Regions from separate parts of the Homo sapiens genome. Here regions 1 and 3 are each linked to region 2. A link is a contact called in ENCODE Hi-C or POLR2A ChIA-PET data. All regions are on one chromosome and are shown on one strand. Each heading gives the region's core, a stretch centred on a gene start or an enhancer-like site at or near the end of the contact. The rest is flanking DNA. Distances are from core to core; before and after follow the strand shown. Region 1 holds the start of USP3-AS1 (USP3 antisense RNA 1). Region 2 holds the start of TPM1-AS (TPM1 antisense RNA). Region 3 holds the start of TLN2 (talin 2).

Region 1 (3,996 bases), core at 1,388-3,887, 550 kb before region 2:
GGTGCAGATGCTTGAATTAACAAGAACGAAGTCTAGTAATAAAAAGCAAATTTATTACCCAAAACTAGTAAAGGGGGAAGTAGCCAGATTGCTATTTAAAGTAACTGCTTCAATTTTTAGAGGGGAAAGCAATTTTTAGGGTTTTTAAAAGGGAAGACTTGATAAGGAAGGCATGCAAGAAATGGGCTGAGTATGATGTCTGTGTGTTTTGTTCTGGTGGCTATCTTGGGCTTCAGTCCACCTGGACCTCGGATTGACATTATTTTAACAATGGTCAGGTTGTTAATTAGCCATTTTGAAGTAATTTTTGGAGGTTTGCAGCTGGGTCTCCAGGCTTGGTCTGTCTCAAGATTAGCCACTGAAACTTCTAAGACATCACACAATTAAATAGTAGCATACAGTTAGATAAATGAAAAGGGAGCATATCTGGTGAGAAAGGGGAGGGACGTGGAGTCTATTTTAAGGCTAAGGAGAAAGGATTTTGAGTTTCCTCAAGGTTATATCTTGAAACTCAAGAGAATGGGAAAAAAGTTTAAAAGCATGTTGAAGTTAAGCTGCGGGCTGCATTGCTTCTCAGATACCTGCTACTCAGCTTCCCTCCTCATTCACTCTGCTCCAGCCACTCTGATCTCCTTGCACATGAGCCATGCCTGTAGTCCGCGGCCTCTGCACTGACTGTTCCTCTGCCAGGAGTATCTATGCCCCCTGCCTCACTTCATGCCTCAGATGTCATCTTCTCAGTGAGGCTTACATTGGTCAACCCTTTCTCAGAGGCTTCACCCCCCAATCTCTTGCCAGCAATCCCTAATAGCCCTTGTTACAGCCTGCACTTTTTTCCAAATACTTTCTACCATTTTTTTTTTTTTTTTTTTTTTTTTGAGACAAGAGTCTCTCTGTCGCCCAGGCTGGAGTGCAGTGGCACGATCTTGGCTCACTGCAAGCTCCGCCTCCCGGGTTCACGCCATTCTCCTGCCTCAGCCTCCTGAGTAGCTGGGACTACAGGTGCCCGCCACCACGCCCGGCTAATTTTTTGTATTTTTTTTTAGTACAGACGGGGGTTTCACCTTGTTAGCCAGGATGGTCTCGATCTCCTGACCTCGTGAATCGCCCATCTTGGCCTCCTAAAGTGCTGGGATTACAGGCATTGAGCCACCGCACCTGGCCCTTCTACCCTCTTATATACCAGTTACCTGTTGTCTCTTCCCCCACTAGAAGGTAAGCTTCATGAGAACAGAATTTGTCTTTTTCCTTGCCGTTTCCCTATTTGAGCAATGAATTAAGGAACCTGTGAGTAGGGATCAAGCTCCTCTTTCACACAGAAGAAACACCTGGCCTGGGAGGGGTAAAGGGCTTTGTCGCAGCTGGCGCTGGGTGGAGCCGGAGTGTGAACAGCGCCCATCACAGTGCTCCTCGCCTCTTCCACCCACCCAGAATTCTCCCCAGTGACCCAGGACCAGGCGGCTGCCGGGGGGCCGAGAGCCTTCACTAAATGTGACACATCAGTGACTACAGCCCTGAAATTCAAATTGGAAGCCTAGGCTTGTGCTCATGTCCAGCAAATCCAACAGGTGAAAAATCTAGCTTGTCAGCTTATAATGGTTCCATTATCAAAAGCTTAGCCAGGGCTGCTGGTTTTGTTTTTGTTTAGTTTGAGGCTTTTTTTTTCTTCCAAATCATTTCTTTTTCCCTTATGAGAACAGTAGAAAATATGGGTAACTATGCAGTTTATGTAAGCATTCAACAATTGGGAGCGAATTTTCTACAATCGCGAGTGCGGTCACTGCGGGAACGCATCCGCCCCAGGAAAGGTGGGCGGGCAGACGCGCGTGCGGGCAAAACCGCAAGGAGGAGCGGCTCGGTGGCTCCTTCTGCCCGTGCGCCCCTGCTTCCCCTCCTCCTGCTTCACCGAGATCACCACCGGGGCTCCTGGAGGTGGCGGTCCCCAGGACACTCCGGGAGCCGGCGGGGTCTCGCTGGGTCGCTCCGCCCGGAGGCTCCCCAGACCCCTGCGCGCGGCAGCCCTGGCCCCCGTCACCCCCGAGCGCAAGTCGGCGAACTCCGAGTGGTCAGGTCCTCCCCACCGAGGTGATTTCGGTCCAACGGCGATCGGAGTCCCCGAGGACGGTGCAGGCGCCTCCCGCCTCCGTGGGGAGCGCACAGCAGAAAGCCTGGGGCGGAAGCAAGAGGGGAAAGGCGGTGGTGTTGAGTGAGAACCAGCCGAGTGTTTTCCAAATATCCATTTAATCTTGCGTTTATCCTATGTATAAAATCGTAACGTGAGGTAGGCTTTCTTATCCCCACTGTGCAGACGGGGAAAATGAGGCTCAGAATATGCGGTGGTGGTCTGAAGGTGGAAGAGCTGGGTTCGAAGCCAGGACGGTCTGGGGCTGCGCTCCTTCCCCGGGGGCAGCGGCGGGGCGGCGTCTAGCGCTGCAGCAGCTTGCCGAGGGCCGCGGCGGGCGCGCGCGGGCGCGGGGGCTGGTCGGGCAGCATGGCGGCGCTGTGCTCTGCCCGCAGGGCCAGGCGCGGGCACGCGGCGCGCAGGCGGCGCAGGCCGGCCGCGCTCACGTTGCGGCAGAAGTCCACGTGCAATGTCTGCAGCGCGCGCCCGTCCGCCGCCACGGCAGCCAACGTGCGGTTGGTGACGCGCGCGCAGTTCTCCAGGCGCAGTGCGCGCAGGCGTGGGCAGCAGCGCAGCAGGCGCGCCAGGCAGTCGTCGGTAACGTGGCCGCAGCCCGAGAGCGTGACGGACGCCAGGTTGGGGCACCTGTGAGGAGAGTGCGGTGACCCGGGGCTCACTGGCTTGTTAAAGCTACCCAACCGCCCCATGGGACCGAGTGGACTCATTTACCGAGGAGGACTCGGGCCCTGCGAGGTGAAGACACTTGGCTGCGATGACACTGCAGGGTTCCAAGTCGGCTTTCTGGCCGGCCCATTTTCCCTCCTCTTTCTGCCCCTGCACCCCACCGTACCTTCATCTGCGTGGGTTCTTGGCTCGTAGCCTTGGGAGCCCCTAGTGGGAAGCCCCGACCCCGGCCCAGCAGAGTCCTGGGGCGGCTGTGGACAGAGGGAATGCCGGTTCCAGGAGCCACAACCCTTGACTCTTTGTTTCGCTCTGGATGTGCTGCCTTGCAGGGGAGCGGTGCTTGGCGATTGCTCCAGTCTAGCTTCAAGCTGAGGCCCCTGAATGTCCCGGCGGGACGTGAGTGGGAAGAGGGATTTGTTTCCTTGGAGGTGGCCTAGTGACAGGCCCATCCCAACCCTCAAGGCGGTGGGGGCACGCGTTAGCATTGAGTCCGGGTTCAGCTTAGTAGACTAGAGCTGTTCCTGCATCCCCTGGGCCACCAGCCTGGAAAAGGGTAGGGTTCGGAGGCAGCTAGAGGCAAGCCCTGAGCAGGTACAGTCACGGACACCCACCCAGGTCGCTTGGCCAGAAAGCTTGGGGGACCCTCTGCTGCAGCCTCACCAGCCCCTCCCAGCAAAGAAAAGATCTTGAGCCAAGTTAGACTTGGTTTATCGCCGTGTCAGTCACTCACGGAGCCTTCATTTCCTCTGCGTGGGGGGAATAATGTCTACCACTGGGGTTGTGAGGAGCCTGCAACGGGGCCTTCCACAGGCAGTCCTAACCCGCTTTCCCTGGAAACAAACGGGACCAGCCTGCTTCCAGTCCAGAAGGACCGACTAATGGGCCGGGGCCTTGGCTCCCCGCAGCCAGAGGGAGCTAGAGTCTGGGCTGGGGAAGCGTTTCCCTTTCCCTGCCAGCCTCCCCCGCAGCTCCGTGACTGCCCCTGGCTGTGCCAGCTCGGCTCCTTTGTGCCAGGGGAGGGAAGTAAGGAACTTAAATATGTTGGGTGCAGCCAGGTGTCACACCGAGCCCGGGCCTCCTTCAGGTTTGTGTGCCCTCATTAGTCACCCCGTCAACCTCTGCACCCCCAGTTTTGTACATGAAGAAACTGGCTCCGGCAGCTCAGGTGACTGGCTGGTGACTTATTTGCT
Region 2 (2,700 bases), core at 201-2,700:
CTGCTAGCTTAACTCACAGCCCAAGCTACATCTAAATACCTAAGTCAGCTACATTTAAGTTCCAATTTCAGAAGTTAGGAACAACTTGCAGCCTGAAAGTCTCTCTTCAATGGTCTGATCCAGTCTTCAAGTTGCTGTCTTAAAAGGTTCTGTGTTCAATCAATCACCCAGGTAGATTGTTTGCAAAGATTACTTAAAAAAATTGAAACTACTTAAACTACTTTTGATATAAAGCCGTGAAAAGAACGAAAGTACTATCTTTAGCCAACTGGCACAGGAAGAGTTCTGTTATAAAAACGACGTGCAAAAGAGAAGGTAAGAATAAAAGTAATAATGTGCCCTTCATAAAATTTATCTTTTGTGTCTAACATCAATCACTAGGCCAGGAGCCAATACAAGGCTCTCCTGCATAGGGTCACACATACTCTTTCTTAGCAGGGTGAGGAGACCTCAGACTTCTACCACTGATACCACTTTAACCCATCAAACATGCCTACCAGCCCGCCCACTTCCTCTTCATTCAAGCCCCCCGCCCCAACAAATGTTGATTAAAAGCAGTAAATGAAGTGTTTTATGATGTCATGAAATGAGCAGGCCATCTTTAAGACCTCTTGCTGGGTGGGGAACTGAAGGTGAAGGAGCACTGGGCTGCCAGGGCTGTGCAGTTTTAATGACAGCGGGCACACAGCACTTACCCTTTTGCGCCAAGCATCAGTGTACTGTCTTTACATAGTAACTCCTTTAACCGACAGGTAGATGCTGTTACTATCCACACTTTACACACAGGGAACTGAAACACAGAGATTAAGTAACTTGCCCACTGCTAGTAAGTAGTGGAGACAGGATTCAAGTTCTGACAGTCTGGGTCCAAAGTTCTTGTTTTTATCCATCATATTCTATATAGTTCTAATGGTTCAAGGACAGCTACTAGCGAGTAAGGGAGTCGGAATTAGTTTACCACCCAGCCAAGTTCAGGGATATCCACAGGACTTTTGCTGACTCGTCCTATAAAGCAAATACTGAGAATTATCTTTTGCCTATTAATTTCCTTATTCCTGCTTGTATTTTATCTGAAACTTTCTCTAGTTGAGCTTTCCTCTGAAGAGGACCATTTCAGGTCTTGAAGTTTCTGTGGCCAGCCATACAGCCATTTACAAACACTTAACTAGAACGATTTACTCAACTCAGAACAACCCCGTATATTAAGCACAGCAGGACATCATACTATCAATTGTCATAAAACTCCCAAGGTGTTTGTTTCAGTATCTTCATTAAAAACACACACACACAAAATCGACAAATATCCAATACTAGACTACCTCTGAAATCCTGTTCGTGTTTGCTGGATACATTTGCCTTAGAAGAAAGGAAGGAAGCCAGGTATTACATTTAACAAGGGGGAGGGGAAGCCCGCAAGAGAATACACCCAATAACTGTTGACATTTCGCCAACTTTTTCCAAGACTTGGTAACAAAGCATTATCTATCTGTATGAGAGAAAAGGGGAGGAGGACTGCTGAAAAAAGGGACGGGTTAAGGGTTTTGCACTATAGTTTAGCTCTTCCAGCAGAACGCGGCGCTGTCAAGCTGTCAATGTCTGTCTACCGCCTCGGAGACACAGGCCGCCGGGAAACCACAGGGTCGACGGGAACGGCGGAGTGTAGCATCCCCGGGCCCCAAGTCCACAGTGCCTCTCCCACTTGACCTGTCGGCGCCCCTTCTCAAAGTACGGATCTCCAAGAGGAAGGACCTCCTCCCTCTCCACTCTCAGAGTAAAGCAAGCCAGCAGCGCAAAGTGCACCTCCCGGGGACGCACAGACACGACTGAAAGCCACCACCCCAGAAACAGACCCTTCCTGGGAAAATGCTCCTTCCAGAACCTTCTCAACACCACCCGTTTCCCCTGGGAGCGTTTACTTTGGATCAGCGAGATGGAAAACAAAGGCTCAGGAGAACAGGCCGGGCCCCTCCCCAGAGCCCGCCGCCAGCTGGCCCAGGTGCGCCAGGTGCGCCCTGGAGGCGTGGGGACGAGGGACCGGGGCCTGCGGGGGGGGAAGCAGGAGGGCCCTGCGGGGCTGCCCCGGGAGGATGCGCCTCTGGGGGCTGCGGGGTGATGGGTGTATCCCTTACGGTCTCCCTCAGCTTCCTCTCGTGGTCCAGCTCGCGCTGCAGGGTGCCCGCGCGCTCCTCAGCGGCGTCCGCCTGCTCCTGCAGGCTCCGGATCTTCCTGCGCACCGCCTCCAGCGAGCTACTCCCCGCCATCGCGCCGGACGGTAGGCGGGCGGGAGGGCTGCAGTGGGAGAGGCCGGCTGCTGCCCTGCGGACCCGGCTGCCGCGGCTGTCCTGGCTGCCCAGCGCCGGTCCGCCCCGCCCAGGCCTCTCTGTGCGATGGCGGCGCCCCCTGCGGCCAGGAGCAGTCCGGAAGTCGCAGCCTCCAGGGCTGCGCAGACAAACCGCAGGCGGGCGCGCGCGGCTGGGAGGGGCGCGCGCCGTGGATCCCGGGACTGGCTGGGGGCACTGCGCATGCTCGCGGCGGCGGGGAGAAAGGCGCTCCCGGCGCGCTGCGGGGGTACCTGGTGAGCTGGGCGCTCCGGGAGGCCACTGCACTAGGGCTCTGGCTTCCACTTCTAGGGCCCCTCCGCGGCGCGGTGGTGACCCGGGGTAACGGAGCTGGCTGCTAAGGGCAATAGCGACTCCTGCT
Region 3 (4,308 bases), core at 1,494-3,993, 660 kb after region 2:
TTTCTCTTTCGAGGTAGAAGCTCCACATCAATGCCAAAAAGAGAGACCCTCTAATACTCTTTGGAATCTCCCTGATAACTTAAATGGTTACAAAGGCAGAGAGAAACCAGTGGCTTCCCCAATATGAAGAGACCTGTTTCTGTGATTAAGGTGCTCCCTCTAAGACTGGAAACTTAAAACGGATTGAGGCTTTCTGCAACTGATTTCTCTTCTAAATTAGCTATGCTAATTTTGGAAAAATATATCTTGGGCTCTGGGTGTTTTCCACTATTCTAGTGCTCAATGAAAAAAAAAAGGCATTCGTGTAGGCATCCCTCTTCTCTCAAGACCACTTGTCACACCCACCGCCATCCTCTGATTTTGCATAGAGGTCCCAAATAAGCAATCAAGGTAGGTAAAATCTTGGCTGACATTCATATCGGAGTCACTTTTGCAGGCGCTTCATGAAATGAATCAGGGAAAGAGCTGCCTAACACCTAACATCTCCAGGCACATCTCCCACAGGAAAGCCTCTCCCCTCCCTCTGCACACCTAACCCCCAACCCCAGAGGTTTCTGTGGTCCCTTCTAGCCTCTTCAGTGAAGAAGACCGGAAGTGCCGACAAAACCTCAATACTATGACATCATTTCGGTAACACTCCAAGGAGAACACGTTCCTGCAATTGGCTGCCTGTAGGTTGGCAAACACGCCCGTGCCCTGTCCCATCACAAAGCAGAGGTCACAGTCTACTTCAAAAGTAAAGATTCCCCACTCCCGCTTCCCCCTCACTCCAGAGAGGTCGCTGCCTCCAAGCTCTGGAGAAGGGAGGTCAGCGTGCAACCTTACAATGCCACAGCTTAACACACCCAGGTATTATTAATGGAAAAGTAAGTGGTACTTACAGCACCAGGGCAATTTACGTGTATTTTGGGGACCACTTCTCCAAGACATCATCCCTACCCAACCGTCTTTAATTATGTCTTTGACAACGCCAACACTTCAGTTCATTCCTCTCTCATCTTCTGGAAAGAACCAGAAGTTTTCACTATGAGACACAGGAATTCTGGCCTAAGTTGTCCCAGCTCTTCAAGGACAGCAAGAATCCAAGTTTCCCCACGCGTCACCTGAAGCCCCAACTTCTGGAAACGCCCTCCTTTCCTCGCCTCTACGAGCTGCGAGAGCAGAACACGCAGCCGCGGGCGCTACTGCTGTCGCCGCTAAAGCCAAAGAGGCGACTGGAAGCTCAGGCTGTTCGGCGGCCTCGGGGCGACCACAGGCCAGGCCCTGGTCCTGATCCACGAACCAAGGCGCCTCCTCTCCCCCAGGAAGTGAGCTACTGCGCCCCTCGGAGCACCCAGGCGAGCCCGGGCACCGGGAGAACGCTCTACACTCGGCGCCCAGCCCCGGGACGCCGCCCAGCGCACGGCTCCGGCTGAGCACCCGGGCAGCGGTAGCTGCGGGGAAGAGGGGCGTGTTCCCTGAGCCTCGGAGCCCCAAGGCCGGGTCCAGGCGGGACAGAGGAAGGCGGCAAGCCCAGCACGCTGTCCGTGACGGCGGCTCTCGTTCCCAAGCCCCGCCGGCTGGCGTGGCGACGCGCTGTAGTCCGCGCGCCCTTGCGGGGACAGCAGTCGTGCGCGCCTTGTGCGGCCGCCTCCGCGCCTGCCTCGGCGCGCAAACTTTCCCGGCGACAACCGATCAGGCCTCTCCGACTGGGGCGCGGGGCTCTCCCCGGGACCCAGAAACTGCTCGCCCCCTCCCCTCCGCAGTCAAGACCCACTGAAAATATGGCGCCCTCGAAAGTCGTTCCTCGGTCCCCTCAGGGATCCCGAAATACTCGTCTCCAGGTCCCTCCAGCTTCCAATGGGCGCAAAATTTCAGCTCGTGGGACCGAGGAAGGAGAGGGAGCCGCTGAGTCTGTGTGAGGCCAGCCGCACTGGATGCAAAGCCTGGCCCCGCTCTCGGCCCGGCACTGCCCCCGTCGCTCAGCGGCCAGCAGTTCGCCCGTGGCGAGATTGCCAAGTAAAGGGCAGTCGTGGGATCGGCAGGTCTGAGTGTCCGGCACCGGAGAAGGAACTCCGCACTGGCGGGCTGTCTTAGCCCAGAGCCTCGGCGGGAGACTTGTTTGCAAAGTGGCGCTGGAGTCCCGGCGGCCAGTGCTGGAATGAAGCTGCTCCTCCAGCGCCAACTCTTCTGGCGCGGGGGCCCGGCTGGGGTCGAGGGGACACTCTATGCAGGCGGGGCCGCTTTTCAAAGCCCAGTTACCGGAAACCCAGCGAGAGCCCCGGAGGGGACCGGCTGCCCACGGCCAGGAATCCGCTCTCTGGCGCCGACTGCGAGGCTGTTTGCAAACCGCTGCGCCCGGGTCCGGTGCAGTGAAACATACATGTGCAATAGACAGGTGCATTAATTTCATTTTATTTTTATTTTCCTGCAAGAAGCCCTCCTAGACCATCAAATCTGGGAGCTTTACGGGTTTTTCCTGCATTGGCATCACTCACGAGAAGCAAAAGGGAGGAAAAAAAACCCCACATTTTCCTTCTGGAGAGGGGAGGGAAAAGACACGAGAAATTCATGCAACGTGCATGCAGCTGGAGGAAGAGGAAAACCCGAGTGAGCCGTGCGCCTTACCGGGGGATGCATTTACTGTCTCATTGCAGAGCGCCTGCCCGGGAGTGCAGCCCGCGTCCCCCCGCGCGCTGGGCGACCACTCCGCTCCCGCAGCCGCCTCAGCCGCTGCCGCCGCCGCTGGCTCCGGGCGCGGAACAAGAGCCGAGGGCGAGCGCGAGCGCACTGCCCGAGAGCGCTGGGAGGGCAGGAAGCGCGTCATCATTCGGGGACGGCGCGGCGCCGGTCCGGCCGCGGCGCCGCGCGGCACCGGGGTGGGCCGCCACCGAGGCTCAGGCGCCCGTCCTGGGTTTCCTCCCACGCGTGGTGATGCTGAAAGGGTCCGCGAGGGAAGGTGATGCACCGGCCGAGCTGTCACGGGGAAGGGAGGCTCGGGGTGACCCCGGCTTCCCAGAATTGGGGCTCTGCTGTGTAAAGGGGATGACTGCAGGACACAGCGTCTTGTAGGCTGGGGCCCCTAGGTCCGCAGAGTGCCCTCTCGGGACCTCTGGCCCGGTCCTGGGGGAAGCGAGCTGTGGCTAACTGGAGGGCCGTGGTGGGCGGTGGGGTCTTGCTGCGAAGCGGAGGGCCGTGACCCCAGGCGAGCCTGCTCCTTTCAGCACAAGGACCCTGAAACCTTGCTGGTCAGGTGTCACTTAGGTATTTAGAGAACGACTATAGGGATGAGTGGCGGTAGGGGCGTGCTGTGTTGATAAGAAGAAAATAATTCACTCCTGCTTGCCATGCCCTGAATAAAGTCAGTTATATACCTCTTACATTTACAGTCATTATTAGTAAATACTGTAAATACCATGGAACAATGTGAAGGTTATTCAAGGGGGTGAGGAGACAAAACACTATGTACCGTATGGTCCCGTTTTTAAAAACTGTGATTTATGGAGAAAGGCAGAAAAGACTGGATAGATAAACACCAATAAGTCTCTCAGTGATTGGTGGAATTGTGAGTAATTTTACTTTTTTATTTATCTGTAAGGGACACATTAGTAATTTAAAAAAACAAGAATTAGCCATGACCCCTTTACTCCTAGTACTTTGGGAGGCCAAAGCAGGAAGATCTCAAGCCCAAGGAGTTTAAGATCGGCCTGGGCAATATAGCGAGACCTTATCTCTACAAAAAAAATTAAAAATCAGCCGGGTGTGGGGGCGCATGCCTGTAGTCCCAGTTACTGGGGAGAATGGTGGGAGGATCGCTTGAGCCCGGGAGCTCGGGGGCTGCATGAGCGGTGATCCTACCACTGCACTCCAGCCTGGATGACAGAGCGGGACTCTGTCTCAAAAAAGAAAAAAAAAAGGAAAGACGACATTATTTCCATCCCAATACAGAATGGACCAGGAAATAGGTAGCAAATCTATTCAGTTACTCAAATGGAACTGCTGGCAACTTTTTAGTGTTTCTCAGAGAAAGAAACTGCTGTCACCATAAACCGGAGACTGAATTGATTTTGTAAATTGAAATTATTTTGAATAAGTCCGTTGGAACATTGGATAAGGCTGGACATTCTGTGAGAACAATACCCTGTCCTTAACCAGGCTGATGAACCGGACTGTATGTATCATAGCAGCAAAGATAACCTTAGGGTACAACTTTGTAACTTATTGCAGAATATAAACTGTAAAGCTAACAAAGTATACATTATCAATGCACAGTGAGAGAACCAATTACTTGGCAACTTGAGAAAGTCCTAAAAATTGCAGGGCACAATT

The links. Hi-C counts contacts between places; a loop is a spot of excess contacts on that map. ChIA-PET counts read pairs that join two places held with the same protein, here RNA polymerase II (POLR2A). Pooled maps may share reads with other maps.
Region 1: a map of CD4-positive, alpha-beta T cell shows a loop between it and region 2 (4-fold over the local background). The contact joins the promoter of USP3-AS1 here to the promoter of TPM1-AS in region 2. A Hi-C loop is called at or near these places in 2 of 168 maps with a recorded cell type or tissue (CD4-positive, alpha-beta T cell and sigmoid colon), 8 of 37 single-sample maps with no recorded cell type and 15 of 50 pooled maps. POLR2A ChIA-PET finds 5 or more read pairs at or near these places in 2 of 52 experiments (CD4-positive, alpha-beta memory T cell and MCF 10A).
Region 3: a map of IMR-90 shows a loop between it and region 2 (5-fold over the local background). The contact joins the promoter of TLN2 here to the promoter of TPM1-AS in region 2. A Hi-C loop is called at or near these places in 3 of 168 maps with a recorded cell type or tissue (IMR-90, ascending aorta and chondrocyte), 3 of 37 single-sample maps with no recorded cell type and 12 of 50 pooled maps. POLR2A ChIA-PET finds 5 or more read pairs at or near these places in 3 of 52 experiments (MCF 10A, WTC11 and activated CD4-positive, alpha-beta T cell).

Annotation. Positions count from the first base shown.
Region 1 is chr15:63,599,468-63,603,463 of GRCh38, reverse strand. USP3-AS1 (USP3 antisense RNA 1) reads left to right here and starts at 2,637. Exons shown (of 3, transcript NR_034080.1): 1 at 2,637-2,875. FBXL22 (F-box and leucine rich repeat protein 22) reads right to left here. Exons shown (of 2, transcript NM_001367807.1): 2 at 2,223-2,767. The coding sequence ends at 2,425. RefSeq lists silencers at 1,896-2,025, 2,446-2,735 and enhancers at 1,723-2,540, 2,803-3,520.
Region 2 is chr15:63,048,137-63,050,836 of GRCh38, reverse strand. TPM1-AS (TPM1 antisense RNA) reads left to right here and starts at 1,450. Exons shown (of 2, transcript NR_147233.2): 1 at 1,450-1,996; 2 at 2,142-2,700. The region is part of intron 2 of TPM1 (tropomyosin 1); the gene reads right to left. RefSeq lists a silencer at 1,984-2,643.
Region 3 is chr15:62,388,985-62,393,292 of GRCh38, reverse strand. TLN2 (talin 2) reads right to left here and starts at 2,743. Exons shown (of 59, transcript NM_015059.3): 1 at 2,608-2,743. RefSeq lists enhancers at 1,721-2,335, 3,254-3,323 and silencers at 2,514-2,843, 2,891-3,087.